4 separate regions of the Homo sapiens genome follow, and all the other regions are linked to region 1. The links are chromatin contacts, found by Hi-C or POLR2A ChIA-PET in ENCODE. All regions are on one chromosome and are shown on one strand. The core of a region is the stretch at or near the end of the contact, and the rest is flanking DNA. Distances in the headings are between cores, read along the strand shown.

The links. Hi-C counts contacts between places; a loop is a spot of excess contacts on that map. ChIA-PET counts read pairs that join two places held with the same protein, here RNA polymerase II (POLR2A). Pooled maps may share reads with other maps.
Region 2: a map of tibial artery shows a loop between it and region 1 (2.6-fold over the local background). The contact joins the promoter of ZSCAN16 here to the promoter of ZSCAN9 in region 1. A Hi-C loop is called at or near these places in 27 of 168 maps with a recorded cell type or tissue (B cell, HCT116, IMR-90 and 20 more), 31 of 37 single-sample maps with no recorded cell type and 32 of 50 pooled maps. POLR2A ChIA-PET finds 5 or more read pairs at or near these places in 15 of 52 experiments (A549, H1, HEK293 and 11 more).
Region 3: a map of gastrocnemius medialis shows a loop between it and region 1 (9-fold over the local background). The contact joins the enhancer-like site here to the promoter of ZSCAN9 in region 1. A Hi-C loop is called at or near these places in 1 of 168 maps with a recorded cell type or tissue (gastrocnemius medialis), 4 of 37 single-sample maps with no recorded cell type and 12 of 50 pooled maps. POLR2A ChIA-PET finds 5 or more read pairs at or near these places in 9 of 52 experiments (A673, AG04450, B cell and 6 more).
Region 4: a loop to region 1 is called in a map of B cell, with 10 times the contacts of the local background. The contact joins the promoter of ZKSCAN8 here to the promoter of ZSCAN9 in region 1. A Hi-C loop is called at or near these places in 70 of 168 maps with a recorded cell type or tissue (B cell, CD14-positive monocyte, Caco-2 and 41 more), 37 of 37 single-sample maps with no recorded cell type and 44 of 50 pooled maps. POLR2A ChIA-PET finds 5 or more read pairs at or near these places in 24 of 52 experiments (A549, AG04450, B cell and 18 more).

The regions. Positions count from the first base shown.
Region 1 is chr6:28,223,867-28,226,710 of GRCh38, forward strand. It overlaps ZSCAN9 (zinc finger and SCAN domain containing 9), which reads left to right and starts at 1,409. Exons shown (of 4, transcript NM_006299.5): 1 at 1,409-1,500. RefSeq lists an enhancer at 1,214-1,313.
Region 2 is chr6:28,123,135-28,125,883 of GRCh38, forward strand. ZSCAN16 (zinc finger and SCAN domain containing 16) reads left to right here and starts at 1,475. Exons shown (of 4, transcript NM_025231.3): 1 at 1,475-1,543; 2 at 2,279-2,696. The coding sequence starts at 2,310. ZSCAN16-AS1 (ZSCAN16 antisense RNA 1) reads right to left here. Exons shown (of 2, transcript NR_103456.1): 2 at 1-77. RefSeq lists an enhancer at 1,119-1,620.
Region 3 is chr6:28,103,438-28,106,320 of GRCh38, forward strand. No RefSeq gene overlaps it. Among named protein-coding and RNA genes, the nearest start is that of ZSCAN16, 20 kb to the right of the region's middle. RefSeq lists an enhancer at 2,142-2,281. Within about 2 kb of position 1,339, at least 36 of the 41 ENCODE cell types and tissues checked have a DNase peak (open chromatin) inside an H3K27ac peak, as active enhancers do; they include B cell and gastrocnemius medialis, where a contact is called at or near this core.
Region 4 is chr6:28,140,329-28,143,157 of GRCh38, forward strand. It overlaps ZKSCAN8 (zinc finger with KRAB and SCAN domains 8), which reads left to right and starts at 1,555. Exons shown (of 6, transcript NM_006298.4): 1 at 1,555-1,701. RefSeq lists enhancers at 1,567-1,686, 1,697-1,816.

The DNA of each region.
Region 1 (2,844 bases), core at 159-2,658:
CAAATTTTCTGCATGTTAGTGCTCTTATTGATTATATACTTATTGGATATTTGAAAGAAAAAGAAGTAAAGCATAAAGCTTGGGTTTATTTAATGCCCTCAGAAGGCTAGGTTGAGGAAAATAATAAAGAAATTTTCCGAGCTACTACCGTTTTGGAGTTAAAACAGATCATGGAGCCTCCATTAACACACAAGATACTTTCTTACTGCTTTAATAAAATAAATGATAAGATTCTGTTAAAACAAACAGAATATAGTTTAATCTACGTGACACCATCATTCTGGTTGGCATAGTAAAACTGATGAATGACTAACAGTACCTACAATTACGCTCTTTTGTACCAATAAAATTTATTTAAGGCTGGGCATGGTGGCTCATGCCTGTACCAGCACTTTGCCAGGCGGAGGTGGGAGGATCACTTGAGGTCAGGAGTTAGAGACCAGCCTGGCCAACAAAGCGAGACCCTGGTCTCTACCCCCCTCCCCCAAAAAAAATGCTGGGCATGGTGGTATGTGACTGTAGTCCCAGCTACTCAGGAGGCTGAGGCAGGATTGCTTGAGCCAGGAGTTGCAGTCTGCAGTGAGCTATGATGGTGCCACTGCACTCCAGCCTGGGTGACAAATTTATTTAATTGGTTTTGGTTTGATTTTGTATTATTATTACTAAAACTCCAGAAAACTTTTACAGCAAAAAAAAAAAACAACAAAAAACAAAAACAAGAAAGAAAGAAAAGGAAAGGAGGATGGGAGAAAGGCAGGAAGGGAGGGAGGAAGGTAGGAAAAGAGGAAGGGAGGGAGGAAAGAAGGCAAGCACGCAGGCAGATGCCTAAATAAAGAATACATAGGGGCCTGGACAAATAAATTGCTTTATGGACTGTTATGCACCCATACAATAAGTTAGACTTACATGATGAGTAAAGCTTTTTAGGATACATGAAGTGAAAACGTTAAAATAAGCGGGGGAGAAAAGGCTAAATATAAAATAATGCCATTGTGTGTGTGAGAGAGGATCACAATGATATACAAATTCCAGGCTAACGGTGACAGTGGCTGCCTCGGGGAGTGGGACTAAGGAGGGGTAGGTGGGGTTTGACATTTTACTTTATTAATTTTGGTATTGTCTGAGGGTTTTTAAACCATAAATAATGTATTAATTTTAAAAATGCTTTTAAAAATCATCATTTTCAATAGTTAACGGTCTATGCTTCATCAACGTTTTCCGTTTAAAACCTGTGTGCGGCCCACACACGTATGACATTCTGATTATGTGATTCACTGCTGAAAAAGAACTGGACGCCAGGAAATTGGGGGTTGAGTCCGAAGCAAGGTGAACGCCGGACATCGAGACATGGAATCCTAGACCGGCCCGGAAGTGCCTCTGCTCCGTCCGCCTTCGAGGAGAGGTCGGCATCTTTGTTCCCTGCCCGGCCATTGTTCGTGCCGCGCTTCTAGCAACGCCGGGCCGGTAACCCCCTCTCCCTCCTTGCGCGTTCCGGGTCTCGTGAGTTGGCTGTGGGGACCGGGAATGGAGGCGGGTCAGGGAGGGTGGGGCTGGAAAAGGGGTGTGGAAAGTGAACCTCAGCCGCTGGGAAGTGGGAGCCGGAGGAGGGGGCGGCGGTCAGTGCCGGGCGGCTTCGGGCGTCCCCTAGACCAGAGTGGTCATCCCCAGCTGTGGGGACATTGTACAAGAAAGGGTTGTAGGAGGACTGCGAGGCTGAAGGGTCACCTCGGTGAATAACGACAACAGGCTTAGGACTCAGGGAAAGAAACACCCGGGAGAGGAAGTTAAGGACAATTAAGACTTTGGCAGCCTTCACGATGGAGAACCTGTATACCCTCTTACCTCTAGATTCTGAAAGCAAATTAAGGGGCGTTGAATGGACTGGTTTTCAAGCGCAGAATGTAGCAGTTCCCGATTCCCTTTTCCTTAGTTCATTGATTCTCAAACCTTATAATACATACAAATCACTGAGGAGCCCGTTAAAGGGCATATTCTGGGTCTCCCTGTACTTCTCTCCACCTCCCAATTCAGATTCCCCAGATGTCTGCCATAGGGCCTTTCAAGCTGGAATTCAGCTGCTGCGCTGTGCTTCCTGGCATTTTGGAGACACACATTTTGGGAACACCCCCATGGGTTTCAGGTGCTTCCTGCGTCTGTGGAGAAAACTTTTCCCTTGGGCTTCTTTGGCTTCTTAGGATTGTCCTCAAAAAGAAGTTGACCTTGGGCAATCTACTTAACTTTCCCTGGCTTCCATTTCTTATCTAGTGAAATAATTATTATAATAAAACCTCAGTGGGTAATTGTGAGGATGAAATATAGTCTTGTATCTGAAAGCATATTGTAGACTTGTGCAGTGTTGACTGTTATTCTTCAGTAGCAGCAGGGCGGTGTGGAAAGCTCCAGGACTTGGAATCCACCTAAGCCTTTCTTTCTGTAAATTTAGTGAAAATAATACTAACCTTAAATGGTTGTTTTGAAGATTAAGAAAACTGAAGTAAATAGTAAAGTAAATGTTGGTTCGTTCATTTAGTCGACAGTAACAATATTTCCATTTATTCTTTCTCTAAGTTGATGTTTATACAGTGAGTTCAAACTTTTTATTCAGACTTTCTGAGTGATCGGTGCAGTCCCTAATTCATGGGCTGTTTTCCTCCATGAACTCTGTGAAGCATTATTGCTATTTCTTCTTCACATAAAGAAATCAAGATTGAAAGAAGATTTAAAAACTTGGCACAAGGTCACACAACTAGTAAATATTAGGATCAGAATAAAACCTAGGTCTGGGTCAGCTGTGGTGGCTGACGTAATCCCAGCACTTTGGGAAGCCAAGGTGGGAGGATCACT
Region 2 (2,749 bases), core at 225-2,724, 100 kb before region 1:
GGAGTTTCAGGCTGCAGTAAGCTATGATCGCACCACTCACTGCACTCCAGTCTGGGTGACAGAGTGAGACCCATCTCCTAAAACAAAGGAAAAGGAAAGAAAAGAGAAAAGAAAATAAACTGAGTAGCTTATCATTTTATCATTTTAGAGTAAAAATACCCTTGCACTCACCCAAGGCTCTCACTATCTCTCCACCCAACGCTCTTTTGCTCACTCAGCTCCAGAAAAACAAGCACCCTTCCTTTGCCCAAAATACTTAAAACACACTCCACTCCAGGCTTTTGCATTTGTTATCCCTCTCCCTGAAACATCTTTATCCCTGATGGCCCATTCCCTCAGCTCCCTCAATCTTTGCTCAAATGTCAATTTCCTAGTCAGGTCCTCCATGAATATCCTATTTAAATTGCATCACTTCATTCTCACCCCAAATTCCCTATTTCCTTTATTTTCTCCTTAGAACTGATATCCACTCTCTATACACTATGTATATTTTTTGGTTTATTGCCTGCCTCCCCAGCACACACACACACACACACACACATACACACACACACAAGATTATAAATTCCATGAAAGGAAGGGCATTGTTTTGCTCAAAATTAGTTCCAGCTTCCACAATAGTGCCTGGCATAGTAGATAAATCAATATTTGTGTAAGAAAGGAGAAGAGGGAGTAAAAAACTAAGAGCATTTTTCACCCATCAATTTGGCAAAGATCAAAATATTTTATAACACTGTGTTGACAAGTATAGGTAAATAAGAATACTGCTAGTAGATCCTATGATTGGTGATTTGGCATTAACAAAAGTACAAATTTCCCTATTCTATGCTGTAGTAATTCCCTTTCTAGACATACAGACTATGGATATATCCTTACACATGAAAAATGATGTGAGTTCACAGTAAGTTATTGCAGCAATGTTTGAAAAAGAAGAATTGGAAACAACCTCATGACCACCAATGGGGTACTTATTAACAAATTATAGAACATAATACACAGTTGAATACCGTGCAGTTGTTTAAAAAAGAGCAAGATCAAGGAAACACTTATGTACAGCCTTTACCAAGACCACCTGGTAAAAAGAAAAATAAGAAAGGTACAGAAGTGCTACTATTTGTGCAGAGGGGAAAAAGCGCGGACAATCTATAACGGTGTAATATATCTACGGAAGGATATACAAGTCACGAAAAATATTGTCAAACTAGACGCTGGGGGACATTTACTCTTTTTAATAAATGTATGTGAATGCATTACTTATCCATATTACTCAATAATTAAACCGAAAAACGTTTTAAAGAAGTACAAATAAGACTTGCTCGCAGATCCCGCAATCCCATCAATACGAGGCGTAAAAGCCGGGTCCTCCACTGGCTAGGGCCGAGGAGGCAAGCACTCAAGCTGCCACAGAGGCGAAGCTTCCTAGAGCGGCCCGGAAGTGCCCGGCTGAAGCGGCCGGGCGCCGATTGGTGTCTTTGAGTCTAGTCTTTGTTCGGGGCTGTCCAAAGGACGCTAGCTGTTGCACCTGTTCCTCCCTGCGCGTAAGGTGAGTGTCTCCCGGCTCCCAGGTGGAGAAAAGGGGACAAGACGCAGCTGTGGTCAGCAGCAACACCCTCCCCACACCTCCCTGTCGCGGGCAGAGTGTAACACTCCTGTCCCTCCCTCCGCCCCCCAACAGATCTACAGGAGAGGATTTGGCCCAGCCTTCCGGGAGAGGATGGGTGGAAGGGGGACACTGGTTGCGGGTTCCTCTGCAGAGGCATCTGTCTGATCCCCTTCCAGGGTTGGCACACATATCCTATAACCAGTGAATCCTGGGGGCACAAGCTGGCCCGTGCATCTCATGGTAACAGAATGAAGAGCCTTTTAACAAAGCCGTTAATAATACTTGGCGTTTATTTAGTGCTTACTAGTGCCCGCTGCCATGCCAGGGACGTTGCATACGTTCTCATGTAATCTGTATATCAACCCTGTAACACACATGAGAATTGTACCTGAGGATCTGTAGTTCTAGTCCAGATAAATAACTTCCTCTAAGTTACACAATAGAGCACAGATTCAAATCATATCCCTGCGTCACTGTTTTTTGTTTTGTTTTGTTTTGTTTTGTTTCAGCTTCCTATAAGACTGTTTTCTCTGATTGACTTCTGGTGGCTTGGCTTCATTATGATGTGTTTATGTTCACAGAAATTTTTGTAATTTCTCTATGGTAACAACTTTTTATGCCTTAGGAGTGTCTCTGAGGCAGGATTCTAAGAGATTCTCTTTGACTCAATCCCAGATAGAGGATAAATCTCCTGGCAAAGCCCAGAATGACCACAGCCCTGGAACCTGAGGACCAAAAAGGACTTCTGATAATTAAGGCAGAGGACCATTACTGGGGACAGGATTCCAGCTCACAAAAGTGCAGTCCTCACAGGAGGGAACTCTATAGACAACACTTCAGGAAGCTCTGCTATCAGGATGCACCTGGACCCCGTGAAGCTCTTACCCAGCTGTGGGAGCTCTGCCGTCAGTGGCTGAGGCCAGAATGCCACACCAAGGAGCAGATTTTAGACCTGCTGGTGCTAGAACAGTTCCTGAGCATTCTTCCTAAAGACCTGCAAGCATGGGTGCGTGCACACCATCCAGAGACTGGAGAGGAGGCAGTGACGGTACTGGAGGATCTGGAGAGAGAGCTTGATGAACCTGGAAAGCAGGTGTGAAGGGGCAGTCATCTGGCTGTGAGTGATCAGGGGATATGGATGGAGCC
Region 3 (2,883 bases), core at 89-2,588, 120 kb before region 1:
CAATGCACTGATACAAAGTAGAATTTTATTTTCTTGCTTGAACAATATAGTATTAATAAGAGATATAAGACTAGTGTTCATCTTTTGAATAAACTGTTAAAAATTTAAAAAGGAGAGAGAGAGACAGATTCTTGTTTGAAAAACTGAATCTCCTCTCTTTCAAAGAGTAAAGGTTTACGCTTTTTGAAATATTTCAATTATCACTTTGGCTAAATAAATGATTATTATGACCTGTGATCTTAGTTTTGATATCAAAGGTTTTAAGACTTTGATATTTGACATAATTCCCAAAATCAAATTTCAAATTCTAAAATTAAGTATTTTCTATAAGGAATGCCTGATAGTCCAAGAGAGACATATTAGGCTTATTTGGTTAAAATCACACAGGAAACACTGTCAAATAAGAAATGGCATTTAACTTTTGTTGATTAGAAGATGTGGGAAAAGGCAAAAAAAAAAAAAACCCAAAACTTTCAGTCACATTTGTATAAATGTGTTATTAACATGTGTTCCGAAATTGTATATTCCTAAATTCTGATGTGTCTTGGTATATGTTATCAGTCATAATTATGATTATGGCAAATTTTGTAGGCTACAGAAATAACCAGATTTTCTTGTTAATTGTGTGTTTAACCATGGCTACTCTAAGCCTTTTGCCATCCACAGACAATTATTGTCTTACTTTACTTCTCAAAAAGTGATTTACAATTCGCTACAGTCTAAAATTTTATTTTCCTTAAAGGAAATTCATGGAAAGGACACTGCCAAGTACTCTTGAATGCAGGTTTCTGATAACTTTGGAAATCACACCACTGGACTAGCTAAAAACTTCCAGAACTCTTAAAAAAAAAAAAACTGATGGATTCATGAAGATTACTAACCCAACATCAAGCAGAACAAGAATTAATAACATGGGCCTAACCTAATAGAGGACTGCATTTATCTTTTATGACTTTTTGTTTGAAACAATTCTGATTCTTTCTACATTTGTTTTCCAGAGTCAAGAAAAAATTCATTTTTATTTTGAGCCATTTATGGTTACAGTGATTGGGAAAAGTGTACTTTTGTGAGAAAACTGAAACTCCAGGTCGGTGGACAGAAATGAAGTCTGGGGAGGTTCCCGCCTGCCGACCTGAGCGGGGAGGACTGACGGACTCAACGCTGCGAAGCTGGAACTCAAACCCTTTCTTTCGGATGAGACAAGTTGTGAAACAAAACCCCATGCCCAAGTGACCCCATTTGGAGACTCCGCGGCGCGCACTGGGGACCCCACACGCTGCACACCTCTCTGAAGCCGCTGGAAGCTGGGGCGCAAGGCCGGAAGGGGTTCGCAGACGCACTTCCGCCAGCGGCCAGGCAGGGCGCAGAGGAGCTAGTTAGAGCTGGGCTGGAGCTGCCACCCAGCCCAGGTAGTAAGACTGGCAGGAAGAGAGCAGGACGCCGCCGCCCGAGTCCCCCAGCTCAGCCAGGTGCGGGCGGGAGGAGCCCCGTCCTTGCTTAGCCCCGCGCTGGAAGCGCCGTCCGAGACACTGCACGGGGCAGACTGGTGGGTGTCCCGGCCCTGGCACCGCGGGGTTGCCCTAGCCAACCGGAGCCCAGCTCCCCCACGCGGGCCGGACGTTTCCCCAGACGTTGCGAAGTCCGACTCTGGTTCACAGATGCCGACCTGGTCGGTCTATGCGGACCACCCTTTTCTCCAACGTGACCGCCGACTATTGGAAGTTTTTTGTGATCTGTCAGGCCCTGATGGCTTAAGGAACATAGCCAGATCTTCCCGAGTCCGAGGCTCGTTATGGTTGTCCACTGATGATCTGCCATTTCGTTTATGTTACAGAATAAACAGGGAAAGTGTTTGTAGTCTGGTTGGTTAACACTGTATTTTGCCTTATTCTTTCAAAGATCTAAACTAGTGGAAGGCAACCTGTAGAACCCGCTTCCATGTCCTTTATCTTGAATGATTCCTGAAACAGCCTTTCTCCAAACCTGCTCCAGAAGTCCCTGAATTAATCCTTAGAGCCCAGGAAGTGAAGATGTCTTTCAAAGATGCCGATTGGGTAACAGAAGCTAAGCACAGAGAAGGCAGTAGAGGGCCTTATTGCGTGGTCCTAAGTTGTGTGCCAAAAAACAGAGAAGTGTCCCTGAGCACCAGGTGTGGTCTCCCCTGCCAGCCCCTCGATGACCAGGTCATAAAGATAACTGCAATCCTTTACTGAGGTCTTACTAAGTGCTAGGCACTGAGTCTAATGCTTTCCAGGCACTGCATCTAATGCTTTTTGTAATTTTTCTTAAAAAAAAAACCCTATATTATCAGGTCTGTGGTTTAATCACATTGTACCAATACTATTTTTTGGCCTTGCAATTGTGCTATGGTTATGTAAGATTTTAATATAATAGGAAGCTGGGTGAAGGATATAGGGACTGTTCTATACCTTTTTGGAAATTTTCTGTAAGTTTAAAATTAGTTCAAAATAAAAAGTTACAAACAAAATTAGAAGCTTGTTTTTAACGGCAGAAAAGGAATAAAAATTTAGAGATTAAGCCACTACACATAAGAGAATGTGACAACATTCGAGCCCAGGGCTTTTGGAATCCTCAGCCCATGCCCTTCACCACTGCCCACCATGTTAATCCTGGGTAACAGATAGGCCCTGCCTAAATCAGTTACGCACACAGCCCCCTACCTATGTTAACATAATTTTACTATTCAACTGTCTTTGCTAATGTGATACTACTATTCCACTGTCTTTATCAACATGACTTTACTATTCCAGGACATTATTGCTGTAGGAGATAAAAATTGCAAATAATTATTTTTGTTTCAAGAACTTCCCCCTCAAAAAATCTATTTAAATGAACATCAAATTCTTCAACTTTCAATAATTA
Region 4 (2,829 bases), core at 305-2,804, 83 kb before region 1:
ACTGAAAGTAGAGTTCTAGTCTGTCACCAGTTACTTCCAGTTACCATCCCAGGTGGAAAGCAACAGCTGTGAAATAAAAAGCAAAAATAATTACTTTGAAGGAGTCCAGAAGCACTGTAGCTTCCCAGTGTTTACTATTATTTACTTGTTTTCATGTGATAATTAGATGACAAAACCCTTAAATCAAAACGACTTTGTCAGTACGCAAAATATTGGGGAGTTAGTAATTGGGAAGGGATAGAAATGTTGGTGGTGGCTACCAGCAGGAGCAGATAAAGAGGGAAATTAAGGTGAAAATTGGAGGAGCCCTGAGAACTCAATAATAGGTGGTTGGGAAAGGTGCTGAAGGAAATAAATACATGAGACTTAAACAACAAAAAATAACACTTGCCACAACCTCCACCCCTGAAATCCTATTAGTCTCAAAAGTTAAAAAGCTCTAATGCAACAGGTCTGTAAAGAATGAACACAGGGCCAGGGTGGTGTCTCATGCCTGTAATCCGAGGACTTTGGGAGACTGAGGCAGGAGGATCACTTGAGCCCAGGAGTTCAAGACCAGCCTGGGCAACATAGTGAGACCCCCGCCCCGCCCCGCCACCCCGTTTCTACAAATTTTCTTTTTTAAGCTGAGGGTGGTGCACACCTGTAGTCCCAGCTACTTGGGGGGCTAAGGTGGGAAGACTGCTTGAGCCCAGAAGGTTGAGTCTGCCGTGAGCTATGATCACACCACTACACTCTGCAATAGAGACCCTGTCTCAAAAAAAAAAAAAAAAGGCAAAAAAAGAAAAAAAGACTAACAAAGAAAGAATGAACATAGATTTGTTCCCCATATCTTGTGGTATTAAACCTAGGGTCTACTCTTCAAGCTTACATCATAGGTTTAGCATTAAAACAGCTAAGCAGCAAAGCAGATGCTGTAAGCGATAGAAATTCATTAAGATAGGAAAGAGTGGGAAATATGTAAAGATCCAAAAAGAATATATATTTAATTACGATTTTTTTGAATACTTAATAAAATATGCTATTCCTAAGTGCCATGCCATAGGGATTTCACAAAACTATGAACTGTGATTAGCAGGAATTCCTCATGAAGTTTGTACTCTATGTGAGAGGTCTGGATATGTTTATGAATCGAGAACAGTAAAGTACAGGGTATGTAACGGAGCCAAACGCGAATCCAGTTGGAATCCTAAGGATCCATGAAGTGCTCCCTCCTCCAACACTTTCCCAGCCTCCTATTCACAGCTCCAGCCTCCCCACGTCCGATATCTACCCCCAGGGGACCGTTACTATTGACAGCGAGCGCGCGGAGCTGCATGGGCACACAAGGCGGAGGGGACACCAAGGTCCGTTATTCCCCAGCACGTTCACTGCCCCAGCGACAGCGCAAGCCTGAGGCACGCAGACGCGGGAGGAACCCGAGGCACAGCACACAGCAGGTGAGGGGCGTGGTACTCCGGTACCCTCAGTCGGCCGACCATAGAGCTTGTAGACCTCCAGGACTCCTAGAGAGCTTCCGGAAGTGCCTTTGGGGCAAGATGCGTGCTGGCCGGTGTTGTGCCTCCGCAGATTTAGAAGTTAGTGGCCGGAGGGGCCTGGTCCGAGTACAGCTTTCATCGCCTTTACTCCCCGACCTTCCTTCGAGTCTGTTTATCCGTTGCAGCCTCCCTTCCCCACGACGGGGCGCCTCTGCAACTCACAGTGAGTACGGTCGGGCTCTGGGCCGGAGGAAAGTGGGTGCTTTGTGGCTGGTCCAGGCCGCAGCTGAGGACTGGCCTGAGGGGTCCGGAGAGGGGCCTGTGCGGTGTTCGGCGCCGCGGACCGATTCTGACGCCTTAGTTGCTGTTGCAGGCAGAGTACGTCCCCACGAATTGCCCTTGAACTTTTTGCGAGGGAACCTTTTATGAAGCTTTCTTCATAGATAATCGTGTTGTGGTATGTTTTTGTAGTCGATCTTGTTTATCTTAAAATGGGGAACGCCCCCCCCATGTTATTTTTTATCCAACTATTTCCAGAGTCTGAATTGTTTTCACTTAGCGCTCTTTTGCGTTTAGGTCACAACAAAATTCTCAGTTTTTAAAAAAGACATATTTTGCTTTTGGAAGCCCCGTTTATCCATGGAAACCAATTTTTGCTGTTACTCTTCTTTCTTTAGTGTATTCAGAAACTGGTGGTGTGTTGACTAGATAATTGTACGAAAGTTTTTTTTTTTTTTTAATTTCAGGGTAATTCAGAATTCAACATTATCAGAATGCCTATTTCATTTGTTAAAGCAAACTGAAGTTAGCCAACGAGGAACTCTGGGAGGGCCCCATTTCCAAAACTCTGGTTAGTCATGAGTAATTTTTGTCAGGCTACTTTGACTGCCACCACCACCTTTAAAAACATATTTCTGTTGTTTGTTAGTTCCGTTGAGTATATTTACGTAGCAATCATTGTTTTAGCAAATACATACATGTTTTGAATTTCTGTTGTTTAAATGTAAAATGTGATAGATGTTAATTAAAACTTTCAGCTAATGCAATTTGAGATAACAAAGCATAGTATTGGCTTCACCTACTTTTTCTTGGATTTTAAATCCTGGAAAATGTCTTTTTTGTTTTGTTTTCAGTTCCCAAACATTTCTCAAATTAGACATAGTCTGAAGGAAGAATACATTCCTTCCACAACTATTGAAAAAATAATACTGTTAAAATTGAGTTGTGCCTTCAGCATCTCACAGGATTACAGTATTTAAAATCCAGAGGAAGCTTTAAAGATTGCCTTTTAAACTCATGTAAACTTGACTAGGTGTTCTTTAAGGAGACTATGTAAAAATCAGTCTGTATC